Linked DNA regions of Homo sapiens: all the other regions are linked to region 1. The links are chromatin contacts, found by Hi-C or POLR2A ChIA-PET in ENCODE. All regions are on one chromosome and are shown on one strand. Each heading gives the region's core, a stretch centred on a gene start or an enhancer-like site at or near the end of the contact. The rest is flanking DNA. Distances are from core to core; before and after follow the strand shown.

The links. Hi-C counts contacts between places; a loop is a spot of excess contacts on that map. ChIA-PET counts read pairs that join two places held with the same protein, here RNA polymerase II (POLR2A). Pooled maps may share reads with other maps.
Region 2: a loop to region 1 is called in a pooled map, with 25 times the contacts of the local background. The contact joins two enhancer-like sites. A Hi-C loop is called at or near these places in 2 of 37 single-sample maps with no recorded cell type and 3 of 50 pooled maps. POLR2A ChIA-PET finds 5 or more read pairs at or near these places in 1 of 52 experiments (GM12878).
Region 3: a map with no recorded cell type shows a loop between it and region 1 (33-fold over the local background). The contact joins two enhancer-like sites. A Hi-C loop is called at or near these places in 8 of 37 single-sample maps with no recorded cell type and 3 of 50 pooled maps.
Region 4: a pooled map shows a loop between it and region 1 (7-fold over the local background). The contact joins two enhancer-like sites. A Hi-C loop is called at or near these places in 1 of 37 single-sample maps with no recorded cell type and 2 of 50 pooled maps. POLR2A ChIA-PET finds 5 or more read pairs at or near these places in 1 of 52 experiments (OCI-LY7).
Region 5: a loop to region 1 is called in a map with no recorded cell type, with 4 times the contacts of the local background. The contact joins the promoter of TLR8-AS1 here to the enhancer-like site in region 1. A Hi-C loop is called at or near these places in 2 of 37 single-sample maps with no recorded cell type and 2 of 50 pooled maps.

What each region holds. Positions count from the first base shown.
Region 1 is chrX:11,790,001-11,795,618 of GRCh38, reverse strand. No RefSeq gene overlaps it. Among named protein-coding and RNA genes, the nearest start is that of MSL3, 35 kb to the right of the region's middle. Within about 2 kb of position 2,643, at least 5 of the 41 ENCODE cell types and tissues checked have a DNase peak (open chromatin) inside an H3K27ac peak, as active enhancers do.
Region 2 is chrX:10,108,889-10,114,506 of GRCh38, reverse strand. WWC3 (WWC family member 3) reads right to left here. Exons shown (of 24, transcript NM_015691.5): 10 at 4,487-4,729. Among named protein-coding and RNA genes, the nearest start is that of CLCN4, 45 kb to the left of the region's middle. RefSeq lists enhancers at 3,539-3,718, 3,653-4,370, 4,371-5,088. Within about 2 kb of position 2,951, at least 15 of the 41 ENCODE cell types and tissues checked have a DNase peak (open chromatin) inside an H3K27ac peak, as active enhancers do.
Region 3 is chrX:13,085,602-13,091,219 of GRCh38, reverse strand. It overlaps LOC105373133 (a long non-coding RNA gene), which reads right to left. Exons shown (of 4, transcript NR_171577.1): 3 at 5,422-5,515. Among named protein-coding and RNA genes, the nearest start is that of FAM9C, 44 kb to the right of the region's middle. RefSeq lists enhancers at 304-443, 3,416-3,575, 3,646-3,865. Within about 2 kb of position 3,484, at least 12 of the 41 ENCODE cell types and tissues checked have a DNase peak (open chromatin) inside an H3K27ac peak, as active enhancers do.
Region 4 is chrX:13,003,189-13,008,806 of GRCh38, reverse strand. No RefSeq gene overlaps it. Among named protein-coding and RNA genes, the nearest start is that of TMSB4X, 31 kb to the right of the region's middle. RefSeq lists enhancers at 2,656-2,705, 4,039-4,098 and a silencer at 4,549-4,598. Within about 2 kb of position 2,631, at least 11 of the 41 ENCODE cell types and tissues checked have a DNase peak (open chromatin) inside an H3K27ac peak, as active enhancers do.
Region 5 is chrX:12,940,446-12,946,063 of GRCh38, reverse strand. It overlaps TLR8-AS1 (TLR8 antisense RNA 1), which reads left to right and starts at 2,764. Exons shown (of 5, transcript NR_030727.1): 1 at 2,764-2,886; 2 at 3,730-3,846.

The sequences.
Region 1 (5,618 bases), core at 1,394-3,893:
AATCCCAGCTACTCAGGAGGCCGAGGCAGAGAATTGCTTGAACCCGGGCAGCGGAGGTTGCAGTGAGCCGAGATGGCGCCACTGCACTCCAGCTTGGGTGACAGAGACTCTGTCTCAAAAATAATAAATAAAAATAAAAAATAAAAGTATGAACAGTCTCTTAGAAGAATTTTTCAAAAATACATACTGTGAAGTGTCCATGGAAAGCATATCGATGCTTCTACAAAGGCAAGTAGGTTGAGAAGTGAACGGCACCTCCTAAACAGTTCATTTTCCACCTGCCAAGGCCTGGATCCTTACTAGCTGGTAACCTACACAGTAATCTAGGAAACAGAAATAAAATAATCGCCATTTCTAAGTCTTCAACAAACTATTACTGGCATTTTCAAACTACTCTATGCCTTTTAGAAAATATAGGAAAAGGGGTGTTCTGTTTCACAGTTGATCCTTGCCTGCCCTCTCAAACCTGAATCACCAACATTAGCCATCAGCCAGACAAGCATATTTAGTGTCTCAATTTCGGTATCTGTAAAGAAGATATTTCAACAGATGGTGGAAAAGGAACTAGGACAAGAACCAAAGGAGACAATTCTGAAAGGAAACTTAGAGAAACAAACCCAGTGCCTGGTAACTTCATATGTACAAAACAGTGCCAATCAGCTAGCTGGTCGATGAAACAGAATAAGGTCTGTGTGCATCGCTTTGGATTGATTTTCCTTAAGAGAAGCATAAAAGAAAAATTGCCCCTCTCAGATATGTAGGCTCCAGGCTGGGTTCTAGAAGCCTGGTCCTATCAAGTCAGAGGGGAGGAGCCAGTGCTCAGGCTGAGTGCTCAGGAGTGGAGGAACACATCACAAAATGAAAGGTTAATACAAAGGAAACATCCATTTAGAAGGGTTAGGAATAGATTCTATTCCTTTTTATTTTATTTTTGAGCCATTTCCTGGAGAGACTTATAGGGGTACAGAGAAAACTTCCCCTTCGCCCTCTAAAGGTTCACTGAAAATCAGCTGACAAAAGGCAAATTAATAAAGGAAAAGGCATGCAATAGTTTACTGTAACGCGCATAGCATGGGGGAACCACAGGAGAATGATTACCCTCTGACCGACAGCAGCGCAGAAGCCCATATGCTCTTTTTCATAGGGGACGGAGAGATGGCTCTCCTATCAGGTTCAAATCAGCCTCGTTGTGCTAACTGAGGCCAGGAGGCTTCACACTGAGTAGGTGGCCAATTAAATGCTGATGAATCCATGGTTTATTGTGAGGCTTTCACATGCCTACAATCATGCAAATATATTCAACACACAAGGGCACTAGTAAGAGAGAGAGGAGGGTCACAGCTTGATTATCTTAGGAGGCCAGCATGCTGACTGACAATCCAGCAGGTCCTGTTATTTTTTCCTAGGTCGGGGTTGGAGCGGGTGTCACTGTCACTGCTCTTCTCCCAGCAGACCTTCCTACAGCCCCTGCCGATGGAACAGAGGCCTCAGAGTTGCCACGTGCAGAGCTTCTGCTGGCATCTTGACCGTGGTCAGTTTCTTTGTGGTTTTTATGGCCCTCCATGGCCATGATCTCAGCCACCTTTTGGCTTCACTCGCTTGTCAGGTCTCAGCAGTGCCTGGCCACAGCAGGTGACATCTTCTATACATATGCTTATCACTCTGAGGGGTCAGCAATTTCACTGTAGGCTGAGCCATTTGTCATAAGTGACACCATTTTGAGACATTTGGGATCAAGAAACATGATTACATATCATCGGGGAATTTAGACAATTATTTTCGGGGGCAGTAAACCATTAGGGAGAATAAATGGACGGTGGAGGTGAGAAACAGACACTAAGAAAGGTGAGAGGTGGAGGTGCACAGGAAGAAAGGTTGTCTTATTATGCAGATGGAGTCTTCCAGGTCATCTTTCTGAGCTGCCCTCAGAAGAATAGATGAAAAGTCTGTCTGGGTCTGGTGCTAACTCCCAGTTTTTTATCTTCATAGATGGTTGATCTTTCCTAGATATTTGATGAGATCCCTAGGGAGGCGGTTTAAGACAATTACATTTCTTTTGGAAAGATGCTTTCTTAGTGAGATAAGGAAATTCCAGAGACAGTCCCTCCCAGAGCTTGGGGGACAAGAGGGAGGCAGGGGGAGACAAGACAAGGTAAGAGGGACCTTGATTCTGACGCCTCTCTGCATGTCAAAGCATGAGTCTTGGGGTATTGCTTTCTGAGCCTCAACAGACTCATGTCAGGCAGAGGAGCTGAGATAACTTCTATGGCAGGAGTAGGAGGAGCTCAGGCAACAACTGCTATTCTAGTGATGTATAAATTTTCAGTCTAAAGCAGTTCACATGTTGTCTGTGTGAAGCAATGAACACTGAATGCCCAGAGCTATTTTAACACATGAGCTATATGGACAAGGATACACAAGAGAAGTTAATCAAGTCCCTTCACACTTACCAAATAGGTACTTTGTAAAAGCAACTCTCCAGAGAGACGTGGGTTTTTCTCACAATTTCCCCCGGGGAGCACACTGGGCCACGCACCTCCCTCCAAACCTCTGCTGCACCATCTCAGGAAGCAGAGGCCTGGAACCGTGCCTGAAACTCCTTCACTCTGCAGGTGCGTGGTGACAGCCTGGCCCGGGTGGCAGGCTGGAAAATATGACGACACAACCACAAAAGGCAGCATTTTCACACTAGCTCTTACAGACTGTTAGTATCTGTCATTCAACATTAGAGAAAAACAAAGCCCAGAGGGCAGCAAGATGAGAAGTATTTCTATGCTGGTGTCTCATTTGCAAGGAAAAAATAAAATGTGACCTCATAAAGCACCAAAGTATCACCAATGAAATAAGAGATGTTAAGAGTTTGCTGAAAAGTGCAGAAGTTAAAAAAAGTACTAACTACTAAAAAGTGGTCAAGAGGGTTTTGAAGTCATAACTTTCCTTTTGATTCATTATTCAGAACCCAAGAACTCAAATATTTGGTGTCATGGGAACATAAAGCTAGTAAATGTGTTCTGCAAATAGCAACTATCCCACTGTTTGTCTTTTGCTTACCAAATAGCATTTCACGTTATCAAATATCCTTTTTCCCAGGACATTAAATGATTTTATGGAATCTAAAAAGCAATGGTAATTAAGTAAGGAAAAATGTTGTGCCTCCATGTGTACCCTCAAGTAATAAACAGATTCAATACATGGTGCTTGATGCTATTAGTAGGGGATGATGCAGATGATACGAAAATAACAAATACAAGCTCACTATGTGATCATTTTTGTATTAACTTCAGTTAGTTTCAGATACTTTATGTGGGTATTATTAGAATCAGAGATTTCATTCCTACATAATTCATTTTACTTTATTTTTTATTTTTATTTTTTGAGACAGGGTCTCACTCTGTCACCCAGGCTGGAGTACAGTGGCACAATCTCAGCTCACTGCAACCTCTGCCTCCCAGGCTCAAGCAATCCTCCCACCTCAGCCTTCCAAGCAGCTGGGACCACAGGCGTGCATCACCATAACTGGCTAATTTTTGGATTTTTTTTTGTAGAGACAGGGTCTCTCCATGTTGCCCAGGCGATCCACCTACCTTGGCCTCCCAAAGTGTTGGGATTACAGGTATCAGCCACTGCTCCTGGCCTCATAATTCATTTTAAATCTATTTAGAATGCAGGAAAAACACTATTTATTTAGACCAGAGGTCAGAAAAATAAAATCCACAGGACAAATCCTGCCTGCCACCTGTTTTTCTGTTGTTTTTTTGTTTGTTTTTGTAAATAAAGTTATATTAGAACATAGCCACGCCCATTCATTTATGTATTACCTCTGGCTGCTATTACACTACAATGGCAGAGGTTGAGTGGTTGCAACAGAGACTTTATGGCCCACAAAGCCTAAAATATTTACTACCTGGCCCTTGACAGAAAATATCTGCTGACTAATACACTAGACATTTCATTATTTACCCTCACTATCACTATGGCACAATAAATAACATATGTAAAATTTCAATATCTGATTTTCCTGGAGAAAATTAAAGGAATTTATATTAAGTTTTGGTATATTCCCTGCAAATATGGCTGCCAAGTAGTCTGCCTTTGCCATCAAGACCTGGAGTTTATTTTCCCTTCCCTTGAATATAAGGTGGTCTTGTGACTTGCTTTGGCAGCACAATATGGTAGAAGAGGCCTGTCAGCTTCTGCTTTCCCTCTTGGAGCCCTGAATCACCATGTGGAGAGTTTGTCTCCTCTGCTGGAAAGAGAGGCTCAGCCAGTCCCAGATACACCAGCTGTGGTACCAGTCTTTGAGTGAAGCCATCTTGGAGATCCTGGCTGCAGATAAGCTCCCAGCTGAATGCAACCCCAGGAGTGGCCACAACCAACAGTGTGGAGGAGAAGAACTGCCTAGCTCAGCCTAGGCAACCAACAGGGTGGGGAGAATAAATCATCATTTTAAACCACCAAACTGTCATTATGCAGCAATAAATGAACTCAAAGTTTTGATGTTCCATTTAGTATTTCAAACTTTCTTTAGGATATTTTAAAATAGTTCTAAAACAAGACAACTCTATCGTCTTCTTTTATATCTTAAAAGCAAGAAACATCATTCTGTTCAGATGGCAGTGTGAGCAGATTGGATGAAAAATGTCTCTCATAAACTGCATGTAAGACATGGAGACTCAAAGAAAAAGCAAAGTTATCTGGCAACAGCAATAAGATACAAAATCTCATCTAAATGCTGAGAAAAAGATTTTTTTTAATCCACGAGCTAAGTGGTCAGGGTTTTCAGAATCTCATTTTTTAAGAAAGCATTTCTTTTCTCAATCTATTTGTCTTACTAAAAAGCAAGCAGGTCAGGAGAAAGAGACTTCAAGGAAATAAAAAACATTGTTAAATTTAAGTTAGCTGGTGGCAGGTGATTTACAATTGACTAGTAATATAAGAATAAAAATTGAGAAATACTCCCAGAAAAAAGAGAAAATAGAGGAAAACAATAAGAGAAGAAATTGATGCAAACATGACAATAAAAGTCTTCAAGACAGACATTTCGAGCAGGGGATTGCATTTTCCATGGGGCATAGAAAAGGGGGTTCAGTTAGGCAACATTTATTTAAATTTTATTTAAAGAAAATGATGAGTTGAACTAACCACTGAAACACTTGTGCCTCATAAAGGAGACAAAATGGTACAGTGCCTACCAGAAACGGCATGGATGTTTCTCAAAAAATGAAAACAGAATTGCCATATTATCCAGCAATCCCACTTTTACTTCTATATCCAAAAGAATTGAAAGCAAGATCTCAAAGAGATATTTGCACACCCATGTTCACAGCAGCATAATTCACAATAGCCAAGAGGTGGATGCAACCCTAGTGTCTACCAACAGAAACAAAATGTGGTCTATCCATACAATGGATTATTATTCAGCTTTAATAAAAAGAAATTCTGACACATGCTACAACAACATAAACCTTCAGGACATTATGCTAAGTGAAATAAGGCAGTCACAGAAAGAAAAATACTGTATGATTCCCCTTATATGAGGTACCTGGAGTCATCAAATTAATAGAGATGAAAATACAATGGTGGTTGCCAGAGGCTGGGGGAAAAGGGAAGTGAGGACT
Region 2 (5,618 bases), core at 1,702-4,201, 1.7 Mb after region 1:
CATCCTCCCACCTCAGGCTCCCAAGTAGCTGGGACCACAGGCATGTGCCACCATACCCAGCTAACTTTTGTATTTTTTGTAAAGATGAGGTTTTGTCATGTTGCCTAGGCTGGTCTCTAACTCCTGAACTAAAGTAATCCTCCTGCCTTGGCCTCCCAAAGTGCTGGGATTACAGGCATGAGCCACTGTGCCCGGCCTATTGTTATCTTTAATAAATAAATATTTTAAAAATTTCCCAGCGCTAACTTCTAAATTAGCAAATACTGACAGATAAAAATCCACATAAACACTGATAGGTCCCTGGGTGGGGAAAAATGAAAAACAAAACAAAACAGTTAGAAAAAAGAACTTTAAAAAAACCAACACAAACAAAAGCTCTTTGGGATCCTCAGCATTTTAACATCGGAAGGAGGTTCTGAGACCAAAATGTTTGAGAACAGCTGTAATAAACTCTTGAGTAGAATGTTCTAAGATTCCACTTACCTATGATATTTTAATTTTTAAGGAAAATGTTTTGATAGCTTGTACAAATGAAAGTAACGTTTAAAAAGCAATTCTGGGGCCGGGCGCGGTGGCTCACGCCTGTAATCCCAGCACTTTGGGAGGCCGAGGCGGGCGGATCACGAGGTCAGGAGATCGAGACCATCCTGGTTAACACGGTGAAACCCCGTCTCTACTAAAAATACAAAAAATTAGCCGGGCGTGGTGGCGGGCACCTGTAGTCCCAGCTACTCGGGAGGCTGAGGCAGGAGAATGGCGTGAACCCGGGAGTCGGGAGTCGGAGCTTGCAGTGAGCCAAGATCGTGCCACTGCACTCCAGCCTGGGCGACAGAGCGAGACTCCATCTCAAAAAAAAAAAGTTCCACTGAGGGGCTTATAGAAAGGCACACTGCTTTCTATGCACTGCCTCATTCCTTACTGGTCTTTGGATTCTATTCCTGCTTTACAGATGAAGAAACTCATATAAAGTAGCTTGCGTCTGCTACGCAAGCTCAAAGTTCGGTCAGGCTGGATTGACCCTAAAGCCAAGGCACACTACCAACAAACAGGCATTTCCTTTACTACTGAAAAACATTTCCCCAATTTTCTGTGATACTCACATCCTATCTGACGCTTATCAAGGGCGATATCCTCAAAAACCCCATCTTTTTCAGAAGATGGAGAGCCGAGAGTTTTCAAAGGGAGTTTAAAAGTGAGTTCAAAATACATCCTTCATTGAGCTTTGGAGCTGTAACTTGGAACCCACTCTCACAAGCACCGGGACACTATTAAGTCACAGAGGACTCCAGGGGCAGAGACGACACCAGCAGAGCGTATCCAGTGGCAAACAGTGACCAGCTCCAAGAAGCCATTTGTTGTAGGGAATTTACCCAAGCCCGGTCCAAGGCTACTAACTTTTTTCTTAATGCTTTTCAGAAATTCTAACCCAACCTGAATTCTATTAGCTCAAATCCCAAATTAATAGAATCTAAATTGAGTTCCTACTGAAAACTGGCTCCACTCTTGAGTGACCAGGGTAGAATTTCCAACCCATCGCTAAATCCGTCAGCGCATTCCAGCTCTGTTTTCACACATATGACATATAGATACATTCATATGTACGGCTCGGTTTTAGACTGTCTTTAGTCATGACTTATTTTCAGATTGTTTTATCTGTAGTGAAAAAAGTTTTAGATCAAATTCCCCCCTTCTATCCAATACAACACATTTGTCATTATACAAACAGGTGCATTTCGGAGCGCACAAGAGACAGCGCATCTGGATACAAGATCACACACAAGTGCCCATGACTGCCCACATTTGCAGTCTAATTTTATGCTGGTTATTCTGAAAGTTGCAGATGACTAAAAATGTAACTTCCTTACCAAACAGGGGCCACGCTGGCAATAACTGAGACATCTAAAAAACTGGCTGGAACATAAACTGCTAAAATAAGAGTCTTAGACATTTGCCTGACTTCTGTACTTATTTTTTCAACAAAAAGAAAAGGGGATACAGTTTCCTGGCAGAAAACTGGCCAGGGCCCAACTCCTAAAGCACATAGCCTTGTGTCTCCAATTCAAATGAAACGAACTTCAAAGAATATTTACCACTGCTATGAAAAGGAGTAGAAAAGTAAGCTAACAGATTAAGAAAATATAAAGTCTAATTTACTGTCTTTATTTACTTTACATAAAGTACTTTATTGTAAAGATGTCATTAAATTATGACAAAGGAAAACATGACTTCAGGTTCAGCAGAACAAAATTTTTGCTTTTTGATAGATCTTTCATTTTATAATCACCCCTATAATAAAAGCAGTCATCCTTGGAAAGAGAATTTCTCAGGATGGCAGGCATCTTGTAATAGAGCCGTGGGGTTCTCTGTTGAACATCAGCATCTTGTATAAATGCCTGCCACACACTAACATGAGCAAGCTAAAATAGCAAAGGATGTTGCAAGCGTTGACACGAGCCATCCGAGAGATTATCTAGGGTATGTGTCCTTCACCTCAAGCCTGCTCCCTCAGCCCAGGAGACGTGCACCAGCTCCCTCCAGAGATGCTGGCTCTGAGCAGCTGGGAGGCCGCCGCACGTATCATCTGCCGGGGCGGGAGGCCTGAAGGAGGTGCGCATCTCTCTCTTTCTCCCCCGGATGACACCCCCAGCCCGGCAAACGCCTCCCATTTGCTGCTGATGACACTGCAGGTGAGACAGGCAGACTGGGCCCAGCTCTACAGCTGGCACGGCTCAGCCTTAAGGCACCAACCTCACTCTCTCTCTGCACCTGGCCCACGCCGGGTCTCCTAATGCTGCCAGCCTGTGCTGGGGGAAGCCTCCTACCATGTGGCCTCATACTTGCAAACTGCAAACACCCCTCCAATGAAGGGAGGTGGAGTGGAGAAATGGGCCCTGCGTGTACCGGCACAGAAAGCCCAGAGCTACAAGAGCCCCACCCCCATGCGATGTGCGTGCAAGTGCTTAGCACATGTGGATGTGCTTTTCCGGCCAAGGTCATTTAGCAGCAGATTCAGGAAACACGCTTGGGGCGATTAGGTCCTGGTCGAGGGCTCTGAGTCCCAGGACTCAGCACCTGGGCTGGTCTCACGAGAGACCCCCATGGGAGTCAAAGCTGGTCCGGCTTTGCTGTCCCCACCCTTGAACCCAGGCATCGGGGCTAACACTGGCTCCATGGAGGGCTGCAGACTTGTACTCAGGGGCCACAGCACTCGTGTGTGCTGGATTTCCACATGGTGACAGCAGCCACAGTCAAAGGAGCGTGGGTGTGGGGCCCTGAGATGCAGGCGACATTTGTGGGGCCAAGTCCTCCCCCCTTCACAGAGAAGCAACAGGAACTCCCAGGCCCTCCTACGCAGAACACACATACAAGAATACCAGGGGTGGAACAGAAGGAAATGTTTAGCTGAAAACAAACGCAGCCGTGCAAGAGCTCTTTCACATTCAGATTCTCCTCGCGGTTGATTCCGGGTGAGGTGACAGGGCATGCCACCATCTCAGGCAAAATGAAATTCACCTGCCTAGGACTCTGAGCTCAACTCTCCAAACACCACCGCTTCCCTGAGGCTGCCGTGAGCCCCTCGTGCCAAGCCACAGACTTGTCTCCTATGAAGATGACCCATGAACATCAAGCATAAAGGACGCCCAACAATACAACCATCGTGAAACAGTAGGAGTAAGAGCATCTGAACAGATCGAATCATCCAAGCATCTATTAGAGTCTCTGTAGAGCTGCTCATGTGAGCTCAAGGGGGCAAGACTTTAACACGTGGGGGAGGGGCTGCTCTCCAAAAGCCCAGCTGATAGCCACAGAGAAACTGCTGTTAAGTGTGGAAGGCAGGCCCAGCCTTTGACACAATCTGCAGTCTCACACAGCAAATGGAAACCAGGACACACGGCACACGAGGAAAGGCTGAACGACTCAGTGCCACCGAATACCAAAGCCACTATGCTGGCTTTGCATGTCCTGCGTGGTGAAGGAGCCTCAGGACAGACGCACGACAGGTGGCCAGCTTCCCAATGCCAGAGAAGAGCAGGCTCTCCTGGCTAGAAATCAAAGTTGGAGAGGAAAGCAGTAGGTGGATACCCACCATGCTCACCACGTCAGGAACAGGGAATTCTTCCCCCATGCAACAGAGCTGCCCGGGCCGGAGCGGGACCACAGCCTGCTCAGGGCACTGTCCCACAAAGGCAGGTGGAAGCACCAAGCACCAACTTCAGGAAGGGTGGGGCGTGGGCGGAGATGGAGGTCACCCATCTTCCCTCACTCCTTCCCCCTTGTCAATCACCTCCTGCTTCGGAGCAGAGGCTCCAGAGACCCAGGGAGCAGAAGGCAGTGCCCCCCACCGCATGCCCCTCCTAGGCCAGGGAACATCCAGGCAGGAGAGGCTCTGAGTGATCATCAGGAACACCCTCCAGCCACACACAAGCCACCCCGTGGAGTTTTTCCAGCAGGCTTTCCGCTGGAGGTCGTGTCCCCGCTGACCCACCTCTCCGTGGCGCCCTGTGCGGAGGTGGCCCGTGCACGCCGCAGCTCCTCCTCTAGGCGCTCCCGCTCCTCCTCCAGCCGGGCCACATCTCCCGCAGAGCGGCGCTGTGCAATGATGAGCTGAAGCTCCTGCAGCAGGGCCTCCTTCTCCTTGATGAGCTGCAGCCGGTCCCTGTCAGCCTCGGCCGTGCTTGGCCAGGACTCATTGTCAAGCCGGGCCAGCTGCTGCTGGATGTTGGCGACTCTGCAAGAGAGACGGGGAGGAAAAAAGGACATCGGCGGACTGAAAACGCCGTCTTCACACCTTCTCCACGTCTCACACTGATTCTATAAACTCCTTTTGCCAAATAAGTAGTGAAATGATTACACCAAGTGACCCTTACACTTAAAAGGATATGGAAACAATGTCCTAAAAAATGGTGCAGAAGTCTTTTCCTGAAGCTCCCTTAGCCTGAGATTCGAGATGAAAATAACCCCATCGTGCCTGTTCCGAAGAACTGACAAAAAGGCCAGCAGCCCTCAACATGCCCATACTCGGCGGCTCAGACTCCTGGTTTCCTACATGAAACTGTCCCAGAGCAGGAGGGAGTCTGCTTGTTTCTTCTGCCCACCCTCATCAGTAGCTAAACAGCATGCTGGACCCCCAGAAGTGCTGCCGGCCTCCCGCCTCCTCAGCTGTGTCTAACCACTGTCAGCCGCTTTAGCAAAATAACAAAGGAGAAATGCACTCATCATCTGGCGTCCTGAAGGAAAGACCTTCGAAGCCCCATGCTCCGCGTCTTCTGGTTCTGTGTGCTCCTTCCTGCACCAGAGCCCCTGGCCATACATGAATTCAAAACACCTTGCGGAGAGCAAGTGGGCACTCGACAAAAGCTGAGTGCATTGAACAGTGAACAAACACGCCTGCAAATATGTGAGAGGAAGAGAGGCAGCCCTGTGAGCATGGATGCTGGTGAGAGATGATCTGGGTGGATGCAAAGCGCAACAATCCTCAAGGTGGAAAAACAGAGGCTCCTATCAGTTTCCATGCCTCGAAATTTCCAAGTGCTTGCTTGGCAAACAGACTGCATTACTTTTTGTGTCATGAGGTGCTGTTGAATGCAGATTAAGTGAAACAGATGTGGCCTGTATTT
Region 3 (5,618 bases), core at 2,235-4,734, 1.3 Mb before region 1:
TTTAAACCAGACCCAAGCCCACTCTCATTGGTTGCTGGAGGAGCTGAGACTGAAGTCTGTGCTGACATTTTCAACCCTCGTTTGACAGGATAATTAGAGGAGAAGCCCCCGGTGTTGGTGACATTTGAGTCTCAAGAGCTTCCAATCCCAGTGTTGGATTGAATTTCAGTTTTCTTTCTTGCCACGCTGCCAATTTGTACTGCTGTAAGCTGACCAGCTTACACACTGAAAAGCAAAACGCAGTTCAGCTGGTTTTAAAAGACCCATTGACAGCCCAGGGCTTGTAAAACGATGTGTACGGGTAGCTTCAGCTGGCCCCTGTAAGAGATGGCCTGAGATGATAAAATGCTTTGCAACTTAAATTTCCACCAAGTGTTTTAAAACATTGGGGTTTGTTTCAGGCCTTGTGTAATTCTTTGTTATCTGCAACACAGGCGTTCTTTTTGCTCTTGTGATCAGATCATGAATCTCTTGCACAATCAGCCCAAGAGCTCTGTAAGGATGAAGACTGTTAACTCTAGCTTTGTTACATTAGAGGCAACCCAAGGCTTCATTTGATAGCCATCTGAGACAGACAATGTGGCCCGCCAAGGCCACAGCTGTACTTTCCTACCAGTCATTTGCACAGGCTATCAGAGGGCCTCTCTTCCAAGCCTTTGATAAACAGGAATTCAACCCCAACTACCCTTTGGAAGCCAACGGATATTATTATAATCAGTGGGAAAACAGACAATGACGGAGTCAGCTCTGGCCAGAAGCAGAAAAGAACGAAGGTTGGTTCACCTCTCGTTGCCTACTGCATGTTGTGCACGAAATGACCTCAAAGGTCAACTTCTACGCTTTCCTTTTTGCAAGAACTAAACTCATACGTATGAGCCCTCCCCTTATGGAAACCTCAAACCCTGTTAGGCTACCCTGTCACAAACCCTGACTTGAATAGAGAAGTGTGGATCTGGGGGATAGAAGGGAAATTCTGGATGAAGTATATGTCTTTTTCATGCTCAAGCAGAATGAGCATTCAACTCATTCTGGTATCTTTGTTAAAGGTCAGTGGCTCTGCCAAAATGGCCATTTCCTTCTAGAACAACCCTGGGAAGCACCCTTAGTTCAATATCTGATCAGTTTTTCTCTTGGATCTTTAAATTCCGTATATGAAGCTGGTCTATGCTTTTCACTGTCACTTAAGACACTGCACTGTCACTATCAGTCCTCGGTACCAAGGATTGTCTGATAATAAAAATTTTAACAATCTGATTGTGACTATAAATTGGTGTAGTCATTTTCAAGGTCAGGCTGACAATATGCATCAACAGCCATAAAAATATTTAGATCTGTTGATGTTGAAAAATTTAATTCAAGGATCACATGTTTGGTCAGTAATCAGAGATATAGTCTAAAAATCTATGGACAGATATATTCATTGCGATGTTGTTTACCATGGAGAAAAATTCTATACCTCTTAAATATCCCTCAACAACAATTAGAAAAAAAAATATGGCATATTCTTAAAATGAACATAGCCATTAATAATCATGTTATGACCGGGCACGGAGGCTCACGCCTGTAATCCCAGCACTTTGGGAGGCCGAGGTGGGCAGATCACGAGGTCAGGAGTTTGAGACCAGCCTGGCCAGCACGGTGAAACCCTGTCTCTACTAAAAATACAAAAAAAAAATTAGCCGGGCATGGTGGCACATGCCTGTGGTCCCAGCTACTCGGGAGGCTGAGGCAGGAGAATTGTTTGAACCTGGCAGGCGGAGGTTGCAGTGAGCCGAGATTGTGCCACTGCACTCCAGCCTGGGTAACAGAACGAGTCTCCGTCTCAAAAAAAAAAAAAAAAAATCATGTTATAAGAGAATGGGGAAATGAGGCTAAAATGCTACATAACATGAAAAAAGGTAGGATACGCAATTGAATATCCAGAATGATCTAGGTTTGTAAAAAGAGGGACAGTGTTTACCAATATATGTAGAAGCAGAGAAAAAAAAATACTGGAAGGGAATACATCAAAATATTAACTGCAATTTTGGCTGAGAATGAAGTCCATAAGGGTTTTGTGGGGTTTGTTTTTTATCATTGTGCTTTCCTATATTGTTCAAATTTCTTAGTTATTAAATATTGCTTTTGAAAATTAAATATTGTTTTATAAAAAATACTGTTTTATGAAAAATTTATTGAACTTTTCATAATGAAAAATTCACTTACGAAAATAATATTTCACCTAAGCTTGCTGATCCTTTTTTGTGTGTTTTGTGACGGGGTCTTGCTCTGTTGCCCAGGCTGGAGTACAGTGGTGCGATCACAGCTCACTACAGCCTTGACCTCCCAGGTTCAAGCAATCCTCCCACCTCAGCCTCCCAAGTAGCTGGGACCACAAGCACATACCACCATGCCTGAATTTATTTTTTATTTTTTATGGAAACAGTGGCATCTAGCTATGTTGCCCCGGCTGTCTTGAACTCCTGGGCTCAAGTGATCCTCCTGCCTTGGTCTCTCAAAATGTTGGGATTACAAATGTGAGCTACCACGCCCAACCTGATCCCTAATTAATTAATTAATAACATGAAATGGGGGCACAGCAACATGCTAATAGTCTAATCCACATGATGGAAGTGAGAATGTCAGTTCTAAGTTCCTCCTGTATTTTTTCCACTCTTCTGCTTATAAGAAGGTCATCATGATTACATATAACATATGCCATACAAAAAGCCACTACTGTTACTTTCAGGTATGATGAATAAAAAGATTGCCCAGGCAAGTTGAGCAGGAGATGGCTGCTCTTGCAGTCTAATTAAGGGACAATGTGCCACCACCATTCTCTTAACCCACTGAGAGAACACAGGAAACGCCAGCTGCCGGAGCAGAGTTGGAGAAGAGATGGGGTGGCAGCGGCTGGGGTCTAGCTGAGACGTCCTTCTGTTTTCTTGGGTTAACAAAGGGGAAGAGACAAACCTTTAGCAAATGCATCCAGCTCAGAGCACATTTAAGCAAACTCTGCGGAGTGTGAGGAGGGTGTCTGGTGGCCCCAGAGAGTGGCTATGTTGGAACCCATGGCTGTGGCCATCGTACTCTTCTATCTTCAGGAAACTGCTCACCTTGTGATCAGAACTTTGACATTATTGGCCACTGGGTGACCAGATGCTGTCCTTAATGGCACTGGATATGTGTCTATTGTCATTTACAAGAAAAGAAGCTTCAGCCGTTCCTTAGGCGATACACAGAGTTAACTTGTAAGGTATGATGTGAGATTCACATGAGATCATGTTGTCCTCCATGCTCTCTAATTATTCTTTGGTTGGTATTGGTCTCAGCAGGAGAGATTGCAAGTCTTCTGGTCTCACAAACTACCCCTCCCACGCCAATCCCATCTGCTCCATCATGGGGCATCATCTTGCCGTTGGTCAGCCATGTTCCCCTATCTCATACTGATGCTTCCTTGGAAGTCCCCGTGCTAAACCACATTACTTTACCCTGGAGATGCCCCAACTCCTCCCCAAGGCCTAGGTGAAGTGACTCAACCATATGTACACAGTATCCTCAGATGTACACAGTATCCTCTCCATGGTAGTGAATCTGTATACTAATTTATACATAATCGATTTATGGGTGTAAAGACTTCACAAATAACTAAACATACAAAATGTGAATTCTCCTTCCTTCTCCTAGCTTAAGATTAGCTCAAAGACAATGAAAGCTGTACTGTGCTGTGCAATCTTCTCACGACCCACACGAAACAGGAAGCTCCTGGGGGTTTCTCACAAGCATGTGATAGATAGTTGTGGTTTCAGTGCAACAGTCAGGTAGATTTTGCAGCCGGAAACATTCACACAAAACATCCTTTATGGCTTCTGTCCAACTCCAGTGTTAGTCAGATGCAGTCCCTTTTACACTTTGACAAAAACCATTTGATTTCTCACACTGTATTTATTTTTTCTTATTGCAATGTCTTGTCTGAAGATACCAGACAAAGGATGACAAACTGGAGCCAGCTGAAGTGCAGGGCCCTTTCTCAGCTGCTCTTAAGAATCCCTCTCAGCACTTTGGGAGGCTGAGGCGGGTGGATCACCTGAGGTCGGGAGTTCGAGACCAGCCTAACCAACATGGAGAAACCCCATCTCTACTAAAAATACAAAATTAGCTGGGCGTGGTGGTGCACACCTGTAATCCCAGCTACTCAGGAGGCTGAGACAGGAGAATCTCTTGAACCCAGGAGGCGAAGGCTGTGGTGAGCCGAGATTGTGCCATTGCACTCCAGCCTGGGCAACAAGAGCAAAACTCCATCTCAAAAAGAAAAAGAATCCCGCAGATTGAGCCATTTTCCCCTGAGCAATAATCCCTCAAGCTTCTAAAGACACCACTTAGAGAAGGAAGAGCCTCGCCCCACTAATGCAGCTGAGTGATGCCCTTTGGGAAATTAGGCTAAGAGGGAATACCTTTTAGCTGCCTTCTGTTATTAATCTGGTCTCAATACCAATCAATGTTATTTATCACTACTGAACAAGCATTAATGCAGAGTCTGAAAGGGGCCTTAAATCTCGTGTAGTATGCTCAGAATCCTAGGAATCACACTTTTAGATCCCAATGGTATTGGGTCAAGGTTTTCCCTTCCATGGCAGATGAAGTTCACAATTTAGGATGCATGCTCACAAGCTTTGCAAGGAGATTACACTTCCGTTATGAAGAAAAAAGCAAACAAAAAAGAAAACCTCTTGCACCATTAATTTCAACTGCAATCAAATTGCAAGATTTTAAGATGATATATCTTGCACAAAGGTATTGTAGATAGAAGAGAAGCCTTTGTAAATATTTATATATTTCTCCATTGAGGGTTTTTAATTTTTGTTTTGTTTTGTTTTGTTTTTGTTTTTGTTTTTTTTAACTTCAGACAGAGAGCAAAGGAAACAGAGCTGGGTCACGATATCTCAAATGGAGGATGGTTTCTCTTACTCGTCTTCCATTTCCTCTATTCCTCATTCTCAAAGTCACACACCTTAATAAACACCCCAAGAAACATTTCTAAGTAGACAACACACAATTTTTAGTAATTGACTTATACAGCAAATGCTTATTTAGCTACAGCTGCTATGGTGGCCTGTCTTCTTAAAACTCACTAAGGGTCTTCCAAACCCATATTTTTGTCATCATATTAACCTTCTTTCTCACTAAATTATTGCTGAGATAAAAATAAATCAACAAATGAACCAAAAAATAAAATGGGTTTGGGATTCATTGCCCTTTCCTGTTATGTCCCATCTAAACTCAAGCCCAAGAAGAGGAGAAAAGGCAATACAAAGTCTTGGGAAAAACAAAGACTAAAACTCTTTCTGAAAAAATCGCACACAGCTGCAGAAGGAATAACTTCTCTGGGTGGGAGGGTGTGGGCAGGGCAGTAAAACAACCTGAGAAACAATCAAACCTTGCCTTCCCCAGAGCCCGCTTCGGACATGGTGTGGGTTGCATCCTTCTCTGCAAACTGCCTGTGTGCTCTGTGGCACGGCTTCCGGCAAGAGATTTCCTGTAAAGGAGAAAACATGTAGTGATGCTGTTTGCCCATGTTCTGTGCTCCTGCCCTGTGTTTTCTCCAGTTTTCAGCTTTCAAGAGCCTCTCAGAGAGAGTA
Region 4 (5,618 bases), core at 1,382-3,881, 1.2 Mb before region 1:
AAGAGTAATGGGAACTGTTATAGCCTTTTCCACTTTAGAGATACGGTTTTATTTTTTTCTTATTGTCACTGTTACCATTTTCCTCTGAGAAGAAACTGAGTTTGCAAAAAGATTTGAGGAGCCCAATTCTCCTAAGCTCAGTCAGATCACAGTGCGGGGGCCTTGCCTTTACCTCCTGAGCTATCTTCTGAGTCCCCAGGAGATACATTCACGTGGCGCAGTCTCAGTCAAAGTTGTTGACACCAAGAAGTTCTGGCAAACTGGTAAGTATGTGCAAATGTAAACAGCAAGAGAAGGGAGGTTTTCCCTGGAGCATCTCTGCTGTCTACGAACTGGCTCTGCAATCTGCCCCCACTCATTCACAACCCTCCTTCCTTGAAGATGGCTCAAGCAGAGGCTTTAAACAGTGGACAGTGACAGCCCCTTATAGAGGAAAAGCCCCTGCATGCCACATGCTATTTGCTATTTTTATTTCACAGCCAAGGATGAAACCTTTCATTTGCAGACACAGACCGAGTCACCCCTGTGGCCAAGATTAATATGCAAACATCTCAGTTTGCAGTCTGGTGGGGAAGGAGAAGCTTCCTCAATTACTTATGCAGCAGTAACCCTTGTCCACTTCTCACCTCCCAGAGTTTCAGGCACAGGTACCCCTTTTCTCTTGCATATGTCATGTAGTCTCAACTGTGTCTTCAATCTAGGAACTTTACCCAGCCCTGGCAAGCTGTACTAAACCCTAGTCTGAGACATCTGGCTTTTGCCCAGATAATTACATGCCTAACATTGTAATTCAGGTTTGGCACTGCTATTTCATAATGTTTTCTTTTTCTAAGCTGGAGCCTTCCAAGGGAGGAGAGTAGGACAATGGAGAAATGAAGACAGAAAAATGCAAGCATTAACCCTGAGGTTTCTTTCTCAGTTGCATTCAGCAAACTAGCAGAGGTACCTAGACTTTCAATACCCAAAATGTGGTCTGTGAACTGGCAACCCCAGGATCACCTGGGAGCTTATTAGAGTCTCAGGTCCCACCTAGACCTCTTGAATCAGAATCCGCACTTTAACAAGATTCCCAGGTGACTCATGTACATATTAAAGTTGGAGATGCATCCTGAATTTGTCACATCAGTGTGAAAGGTGCTGAGCACAGGGCAGATGCTCATGAACTGACCACACAGTGGGGAGTCAACTCTAGGTGAATTCCATGCCACCCCTTTCTAAATGTTAGTGACTATTACTGCTGCCACAAGCTGATATGCGAATGGTGTTGGACAATTCATTTTGTACTCATAAGAAAATCAGTATCAATTGATTGCAAGGGGAAAAAATGCTAGACTTCAAATTCCTACTGCAGCAACCCATTTCCAAGTGCGGGTGTCGAGATGGGAGAAAAGAGGGCTTGTCTTGGGTCAGGAGAGCTGGGTTTCATTCCCAGTGGGTGCCTAGCCAGCTGGGAGACCCTGGGCAGTCATGTCTTCCTTTAGTGCCTCAGTTTCTTCATCTGCACAGAGGGAGAATGGAAACTAGACTTAATGGTATTTACAATCATGACCTACAACATAGCATGGACCCTCCACCCTCCCATTTCTTCTCTAATCCTTTTATCCTATTTCACTTTTCTCTAAAATGCTTAGCAATACACTTGCCACATTATATATTTATTTGTTTTTTTGCACTAAAATGCAAGCTTCATGAGCCACTGCATCCAGCCTGATAATGTTTTTAAATTTGCTGTATGCATCACATCCCCTTTCCTTGTTTATCATTCTCTGAGAAACAAATGTTCTCCAGGGGTTCCGTATTTTAAAAGGAAACTAATTTTTCCTCATCCCTCAAAAAATTCGAGGAAAGCTGGGAGAAGGCATTCATAGGCAGATAAGTAACAACTTATTTCCAAAAACTAGATGCAAAGGCTGCAGGCCTACAAAATGTTGTCTTTTATAGACTCCTCACTTTTATAAGATGCAAAAAAAAAAAAAATCAGAGGAATAGCTTGTAACAAATGGTTACAACTATGGAAATACAGGAATGGCCAAAAAAAGGCAAAATTCCACTATAATAGTGTCATGTGCTTTTCCTCATTGGTTCCTCCTATTTAAACCCTTAGCATGTCTCTCCATCTTCTCTTACCCTCTCAAGCTACATTTCAGATGGCCCCAACTCCCTGATTTGTTTTCACATATCATTTAAGGGCTAGCAGGGCAAAACCTTCTGAAAAGTCATGCAGATGATCATTTGCCTGGCACGCTTTTTTTTAAGTCAGGACTCAAATGAATTGAAAAGTTGCAAACATATTATTTGCAGGCAATGTGCTCAGACCCCCTTGCCTCGATAGTGGGCTGCATGAAGCAGTGGTGGTGCACCATCATCCACCATTTCTGGTGCCAAGTTTTGTCTCGTGTCCAGCTGAAATGTTAGTCATCTTATAGAGCTGCTTGGAAGATGCTATTACATGTAAGTCCCAGCAGTTTTTTCCTCTCAGTACTAGCTTTTTGTGAACGTCATGAGACTGGGAGAAAATCTCTCTGCCAACAAGTGCTCAGTAAAAACCTCCATCCCAGAAATTACCCTGATATATGCAAGTGTGGCAGCGTGAGAGGCAAGTGGGTTGGCAAAGGGCCACGTGGATTCACATGCCACTACCTTCTATTTCCCTTTGTTCAGCTGTGCTGTTCGCACAGGGTGGTGGGTTCTCTCTCTCTTTTTCTTTTTTCTCCTTACTCTTAGCTTTTCTTTCTCTCTCTTTCTTTCTTTTCTTTCTTTCTTTCTTTCTTTCTCTCTCTCTCTCTCTCTCCCTCTTTCTTTCTTTCTTTTTTTTGGCAGTTGAGCTTTGAGCAGTGATGCGTTTTGTTTCAAAAGAGAATCACCAACAGAAAGGGATTGCTCATTGCTCATCTAACTTCAGGGCTCTCTTCTTGTAGAATGCTTCTGCCCACTCACTGTTTCATATGAGAAAGCATTTAAATTCAAAACTCACAAAGTCAGAACTGAAAGTATGTGGGTTTCAGTTCTCCTTATCCGTTTTCCCTTCTTTAAAAACTAAGGAGCCCTATTTGGAGATGTGCGTGCCTGCCAGGAATGAGGTGTGGGGCTCTAGGGTGCTGCGCTGGAACCCATGATGACATGGTTGGCCTATTCATCATAGACCTTTAGAAATGGAAAGAACCAGAAAAGGGCCTGGAAAGAACCTAATTCAATTATTAGGAAGAACCGAATTCATTACTTTTAATGGCAAAAACTGCAATTACTTTTGCCCCAATTTAATACATCATTTTACAAATGAGAAAATCAAAGCCAGAGAGAATGACCTGTCCAAAGTCACATGGCTAATTAGACCCTGTATCACATGTAGACCCTTGTATCTTGGCTGCATTTGGGTGTAGTTGCCAATGTATGTTTGAACTTGGATCTACAACTCCTCAGCAAAGTCAGAGAATCATGCAATTAAAAAAAAAAATGGAGCTAACAGCAAGTCCCAGCATCTCCCCTTAGTTTTGAAGAAGGCAGCATAAACCAGGATCTAGACCCAAAGCAGAGGTCTTGGTAGTTTTTACATGAAGAAACTCATGTGATTCCCAACCAATTCTATGCAACCACAGTTAAAGTGATTTATCTTCAACATCTGGCAACCTAAAGAACTGAAGTAGAGATGACGTTGGGAAGCTGAGTTCCAGGAACATTTTTGTCATGGAGGTAAGGTTCCTGGGTCATCATGAATTAGATGAAAAAGCTCCTTATAACTGGCCACAAAGAAGGCATCAATGACTTTACTAGGTGAAAATGTGGACTAGTGTTTGGATTTTCAAAACAAGCTGATATCAGCCACATGTAAGACCAAAGCAATAGTCACAAAGAAATCCAAAGGACAGCCTCTGGGCTGAGAATTAATAGATCCTTTTCAACAATTTTTACGATAACTTGTTGACAAGATGATTGTATAGACTATGATGAAAAGACATGAGAAAAAACAATTTGCAAGTAAGACTGAAGTACAGGTGGAAAAGGTGGTTAATGGGGTCATCTTTTTGCCCCTGGCCCTTCTAGCAGCCAATGGGTCAGGGCTGGACCCTTTATCCATCCAATCAAGAGGCCATAATGTTCCTCTCTGGAGCAGCAGAGAACTGAAAGATGCTACCAAAGTGTGAAAAGAGAAAGCAAAGCAAACTTCAAAGGACAAAGTCTGCAAAGATTGAAACTGTCAGTCTATGAATATGTGGCCCGATTCTTACTAGATGGACGTCAGAGGCCCTTCACTTTATACTAAAATATATTTAAAATATTGCAGCTGGGCGTGATAGCTCATGCCTGTAATCCCAGCACTTTGGGAGGCCGAGGTCGGTGGATCACGAGGTCAGGGGTTCAAGACCAGCCTGACCAACATGGTGAAACCCTGTCTCTACTAAAAATACAAAAATTAGCTGGGCGTGGTGGCGGGCGCCTGCAATCCCAGCTACTCAGGAGGCTGAGGCAGGAGAATTGCTTGAACTTGGGAGGCGGAGTTTGCAGTGAGCTGAGATCGCGCCACTGCACTCCAGCCTGGGTGACAGAGCGAGACTCCGTCGCAAAAAAAAAAAAAAAAAAAAAAAAAAAATTATTGCAACAGCCTGCGGCTGGGCGTGGTGGCTCAAGCCTGTAATCCCAGCACTTTGGGAGGCTGAGTCGGGTGGATCACAAGGTCAGGAGTTCAAGACCAGCCTGGCCAGCATGGTGAAACCCCGTCTCTACTAAAAATACAAAAACTTAGTCGGGCATAGTGGCACATACCTGTAGTCCCAGCTACTCGGGAGGCTGAGGCAGGAGAATTGCTTGAACCCAGCAGGCAGAGGTTGTGGTGAGCCAAGATCGCGCCACTGCACTCCAGCCTGGGCAATAGAGCGAGACTCCGTCTCAAAAAAAAAAAAAAAAAAATTGCAGCACCCAAATATTTGGTTGAAAGGTCAGTGCAGTGTTTCCTCCCAGGCAAAAGAAAATCAAGAGAATGGACCAAGCAATAAATGAGCAACTAGTTTCTGAAGCACTACTGTGTGGCCAGTCCTATAACAGATGAAAAAAATGGCCTAATTTCTATCCTCTCAAACTAAATGTTGAGAAGCAATTAGAAAACAAAGCAAATAAGCCCCCAAATGGCTGACTGAAATCAGCCAGAGATTTTTGCTTGTGCATTTCAGACTCCCCGGGGCTTACAGAGTTATAAAAGGGACTGAGATATTCGATATCAAAAATGTATTTTTCCCGGCCAGGCACAATGGCTCACGCCTGTAATCCCAGCACTTTGGGCGGCCGAGGCGGGCGGATCACTTAAGATCAAGAGTTCGAGGCCATCCTGTCCATCATGGTGAAACCCTGTCTCTAATAAAAATACAAAAATCAGCTGGGCGTGGTGGCAGGTGCCTATAATCCCAGCTGCTCAGGAGGCTGAGGCAGGAGAACCGCTTGAACTCGGGGGACGGAGATTGCAGTGAGCTGAGATCGCAACACTGTATTCCAGCCTGGGCAACAGAGCAAGACTCTGCCTCAAAAGAAAAGAAAAAAAAATCACATGAATGCCATTCCTTAGCTTTCCTATTAGATACAGTTGTAATTTCTAAAAAAGAATTATGATATCTTTTGCGAGGACATAA
Region 5 (5,618 bases), core at 1,515-4,014, 1.2 Mb before region 1:
GACACCCCCACCCCCGACCAAGAGAATCCCTGATCTCTCCAAATTTGGTTGAGATCTAAAGTTTATTTTGCTGTATAACTCCTTTTCTGGAGTTTCACTTGCTCCCAAAAAGGAAGGCAAGTTTTCCTGCTTCCATGATGAAGAGTGCAGGTAACTCCTTTCTGGAATTTCAGCTCACTTCCAACAGGGAAGGCGAGTTTGAGTTTTTTCCTGCTTCAAAGATGGTAGAGAGCAGTGTTCAGCCTGAGCCCCATTCCTAGGTAAGTAGCTGAATTGGGCTTTTGTCTTGGCTAAAGTTAAAATTAACAATCAGCTGGTTTTAATTTATCCTTACCATTAGAGCGCTTGGTAATCATATATTAGGTTGGTGCAAAAGTAATTGCGGTTTTGCATTCTTTTTAATGGCAAAAAGCACAATTACTTTTGCACCAACCTATAAATTGTGGCATTGTTTGCTTTGCTTAGCTGTTTTTTGTTGTTCTTTGTTTCTGTTTTGGTTGTTGTTTTGGTCTTTTTTTCATTGGTTTCATGCACATCCGTGTGAAGAGACCACCAAACAGGCTTTGTGTTAGCAACAAGGCTGTTTATTTCACCTGGGTGCAGGCGGGCTGAGTCCGAAAAGAGAGTCAGCCAAGGGAGATAAAGGTGGGGCTGTTTTATAGGATTTGGGTAGATAAAGGAAAATTACAGTCAAAGGGGGCTGTTCTCTGGCGGGCAGGAGTGGGGGTCACAATGTACTCAGTGGGGGAGCTTTTGAGCCAGGATGAGCCAGGAGAAGGAATTTCACAAGACAATGTCATCAGTTAAGGCACGAACAGGTCATTTTCACTTCTTTCGTGGTGGAATGTCATCAGTTAAGGCAGGAACCGGCCATCTGGATGTGTACGTGCAGGTCACAGGGGATATGATGGCTTAGCTTGAGCTCAGAGGCCTGACATTCCTGTCTTCTTATATTAATAAGAAAAATAAAACGAAATAGTGGTAAAGTGTTGGGACGGTGAAAATTTTGGGGGGTGGTGTGGAGAGATAATGGACGATGTTTCTCAGGGCTGCTTCGAGCGGGATTAGGGGCGGCGTGGGAACCTAGAGTGGGAGAGATTAAGCTGAAGGAAGTTTTTGTGGTAAGGGGTGATATTGTGGGGTTGTTAGAAGAAACATTTGTCATTTAGAATTATTGGTGATGGCCTGGATACAGTTTTGTATGAATTGAAAAACTAAACGGAATAAGAGAAGGAGAAAACAGGTATTAAAGGACTAAGAATTGGGAGGACCTAGGACATCTAATTAGAGAGTGCCTAAGGAGGTTCAGCATAGCCTTGCCAGTAAAGATTATTTATTTACTTCAAGAGTTTAGAGTGGCAGTTTGGGGATAGCACCAGGAGATATCAGCTGTGATGTCTTGGAGAAACAGTGTAAACCGGCAGTGTAAACAAGAGCAGGGCATGTATGAGTAGTTGAGAACGGTGAATAGGAGTATGACTAGACAGAAGATAGTAGGGATGACAAGTTTTTTGGGGCACAGTCTAAGTTGGTCTGGTGTCTGGAATGAGACTGGGGCCTAATAAAAAGGAGCGTCTATACAGGAGCTCAAATGGGCTGTACCCTGTAGCATTCTGAGCACAGGTCTGACTTCTGAGAAGGAAAAGTGGTAAAAGTATTGTCCAGTCCTTTTTAAGCTGGTGGCTGAGCTTGGTGAGGTGTGTTTTTAAAAGACCTTTAGTCCGTTCTACTTTTCCTGAAGACGGAGGACCGTAAGGGACATAAAGGTTTCCTTGAATACTAAGAGCCTGAAAAACTGCTTGGCTGATTTGACTAATAAAGGCTGGTCTGTTATCAGACTGTATAGAGGTGGGAAGGCTAAACTGAGGAATTATGTCTGACAGAAGGGAAGAAATGACTGCGGTGGCCTTCTCAGACCCTGTAGGAAAGGCCTGTACCTATCCAGTGAAAGTGTCTACCTAGACTAAGAGGTATTTTAGTTATCTGACTCGGGGCATGTTGAGTAAAGCTAATTTGCCAGTCCTGGGTGGGGGCAAATCCTCGAGCTTAATGTGTAGGGAAGGGAGGGGGCCTGAATAATCCCTGAGGAGTAGTAGAATAGCAGACGGAACACTGAGAAGTTATTTCCTTGATGATAGATTTCCACAATGGAAAGAAAATGAGGAGAGATTCTAAGAGGCAGGCTAGTGGCTTGTACTATAGCATAGCCTGCCTTTGCTGGTGTGTGGCGATTAGGCCTGGTGGAACTGCCATCAATAAATCAAGCGTGATCGGGGGAGGAACAGGAAAGAAGGAAATATGGGGAAATGGGGTGAATGTCAGGTGGATCAGAGAGATACAGTCATGGGGGTCAGGTGTGGTATCAGGAATAATGTGGGAGGCCGGATTGAAGTCTGGGCCAGGAACAATGGTAATTGTGGGACTTAACAAAGAGTGAGTACAGCTGAAGGAGCCGGGGAGCAGAAAGTATATGCATCAGGTATGAGGAAGAAAATAGATTTTGGAAGTTATGAGAAATGTAGAGAGTGAGTTGAGCATAGTTTGATTTTTAGGACCTCTAAAAGTATTAAAGCAGCGGCAGCCGCTGCCCACAGACATGAGGGCTAGGCTAAAACAGTAAGGTCAAGTTGTCTGGACAGAAAGGCTACAGGGTGCGGTCCTGGCTCTTGTGTAAGAATTCTGACCACACTAACCATGCCTAGGAAGGAAAGGAGTTGTTGTTTTGTAAGGGATTGAGGTTTGGGAGATTAATCGGACACGATCAGCAGGGAGAGCACGTGTGTTTTTATGAAAATTATGCCAAGATAGGTAACAGACGAGGATGAAATTTGGGCTTGACTGAAGTAATGGGGGCTGCCTGTGAAGCCTTGCGGCAGTACAGCCCAGGTAATTTCCTGAGCCTAATGGGTGTCAGGGTCAGTCTAAGCGAAAGCGAAGAGAGGCTGGGATGAAGGGTACAAAGGAATAGTAAAGAAAGCACGTTTGAGATCCAGAACAGAATAATGGGTTGTAGAGGGAGGCATTGAGGAGAGTATATAGGTTTGGCACCACGGGGTGGATAGGCAAAACAATTTGGTTGATAAGGCGCAGATTCTGAACTAACCTGTAAGCCTTGTCTGGTTTTAGGACAGGTAAAATGGGGGAATGGTAAGGAGCGTTTATAGGCTTTAAAAGGCCATGCTGTAGCAGGCGAGTGATAACAGGCTTTAGTCCTTTCAAAGCATGCTGTGGGATGGGATATTGGCATTGAGCGGGGTAAGAGTGATGAGGTTTTAATGGGATGGTAAGGGGTGCATGATCGGTCGCTAAGGAGGGAGTAGAGGTGTCTTATACTTGTGGGTTAAGGTGGGGAGATACAAGGGGAGGATGTGAAGGAGGCTTTGAGCTAGGGGAAAAGGTGGCAATGAGGTGTGGCTGTAGCCCAGGAATAGTCAGGGAAGCAGATAATTTAGTTAAAGTGTCTCGGCCTAATAAGGGAACTGGGCAGGTGGGGATAACTAAAAAGGAGTGCTTAAAAGAGTATTGTCTAAGTTGGCACCAGAGTTGGGGAGTTTTAAGAGGTTTAGAAGCCTGGCCGTCAATACCCACAACAGTTATGGAGGCAAGGGAAACAGGCCCTTGAAAATAAGGTAATGTGGAGTGGGTAGCCTCCGTATTGATTAAGAAGGGGACGGACTTACCCTCCACTGTGAGAGTTACCTAAAGCTTGGCATCTGTGATGGTCTACAGGGCTTCTGAGGCAATCAGGCAGCGTCAGTCTTCAGCCGCTAAGCCGAGAAGATCTGGGAAGGAGTCAGTCAGAGAGCCTTGGGCCAGAGTTCCAGGGTCTCTGGGAGTGGCTGCCAGGTGAGTTGAACAGTCCGATTTCCATCCAATTTCCAGTGGGGTCCCGCACAGATGGGACACGGCTTAGGAGGAATCCTGGGTTGCGGGCATTCCTTGGCCTGGTGGCCAGATTTCTGGCACTTGTAGCAAGCTCCTGGGGGAGGCGGTTCTGGAGGAATGCCTGGCTACTGCGGTTTAGTCGTTTGGAAGTTCTTGTGTGCTGGAGATGTGGCTGGGGTTTGTCTCACAGTGGAGGCAAGGAATTGCAACTCAGAAATATGTTGCTACTTGGCTGTCTCTATTATTGTACACCTTGAAGGCGAGGTTAATTAAGTCCTGTTGTGGGGTTTGAGGGCCGGAATTTAATTTTTGGAGTTTTATTTAATGTCAGGAGCGGATTGGGTAATAACATGTATATTGAGAATAAGACGGCCTTTTGACCTTTTAGGGTCTAGGGCTGTAAAGCGTCTCAGGGTTGTTGCCGAACGAGCCATGAACTGGGCTGGGTTTTTCATATTTGATGAAAGAGCCTAAATGCTCACTGATTTGGGAGACATCTGATAAAGAAAAAGGAGCATTAACCTTGACTATGCCTTTAGCTTCAGCCACCTTTTTAAGAGGAAATTGCTGGGCAGGTCGGGGAGGGCCACTCACGGAATGAAACTGTAAACCAGACCGGGTGTGAGGAGGGGAGGTGATAAAAAGATTATAGGGTGGAGGAGCGGAGGCTGAGGAAGAATTGGGACCTAGCTCGGCCTGGCAAGGAGCAGCCTGGGGAGGAGGGGAGAGGTCAGATGGGTCTGTAGAAAAGGAAGATTAGAAAGACTCAGCAACACTTGGGGTTGGGACTGAGGGGACAGGCGGGAGGGAAAGAAGGAAGATTTGGGACAAGTTGCACTGGGCACAGAGACTAGGGAGAGACCAATGTGTAAAACAATGCTTGGAAGTCAGGCACCTCAGACCATTTGCCCATTTTATGACAAGAATTATTTAGATCTTGTAGAATGGAAAAATTGAAAGTGCCATTTTCTGGCTATTTGGAACCACTGTCAAGTTTGTATTGGGGTCAAGCGGCATTGCAGAAGAAAATAAGGCATTTAGGTTTTAGGTCAGGTGTGAGTTGAAGAGGTTTTAAGTTCTTGAGAGCACAGGCTAAGGGAGACGGAGGAATGGAGGGTGGAAGGTTGCCTATAGTGAAGGAGGCAAGCCCAGAGAAAAGAGAGAGTAGAGACATGGAGGGAAGGGGTTCGAGGGTTCTTAACCTCCAGAAAAGCGGGAAAGGGGTCGGGGCACGGAAATAAGGGGTTGAGGTGCAGAGATGAGAGGTCGGGGCACGGAAATAAGGGATTGGGGATTCTTGCCCCCTAGAAAAGCGGGACTTGCCACTAAGGGTGAAGGAGAAGGGGTTGAGGGGTTCTGGCCCCTCCCCCAGAAAAGTGGAGAAGGGGTAGAGACACGGAGAGAAGGGGTTGGGGTACTTGCCCCTCCCACAGAAAAGCGGAACTTGCCGCTAAGCATGAATGACCAAGGCAGGCATCCCTGGGTGGTCTGACACCGCTGAAACGTGGGTGAATAATCAGAGAGGCATCCCTGCAATGATTAAACACCAAGGGAAGGCTGCCTTCCCAGTCCGTGACCGGCACCAGAGTTTTGGGTCCATGGATAAAGCATGTCTCCTTTGTCTCTACCAGAAAATGAAAGGAATTGAAATTAAGAGAAGGGAGAGATTGAAGTGTGGCGCCAAGATTGAAAGGAGAAAGAGGTTGAGGGATAGTGAGGGAGGTTGGAGAAGA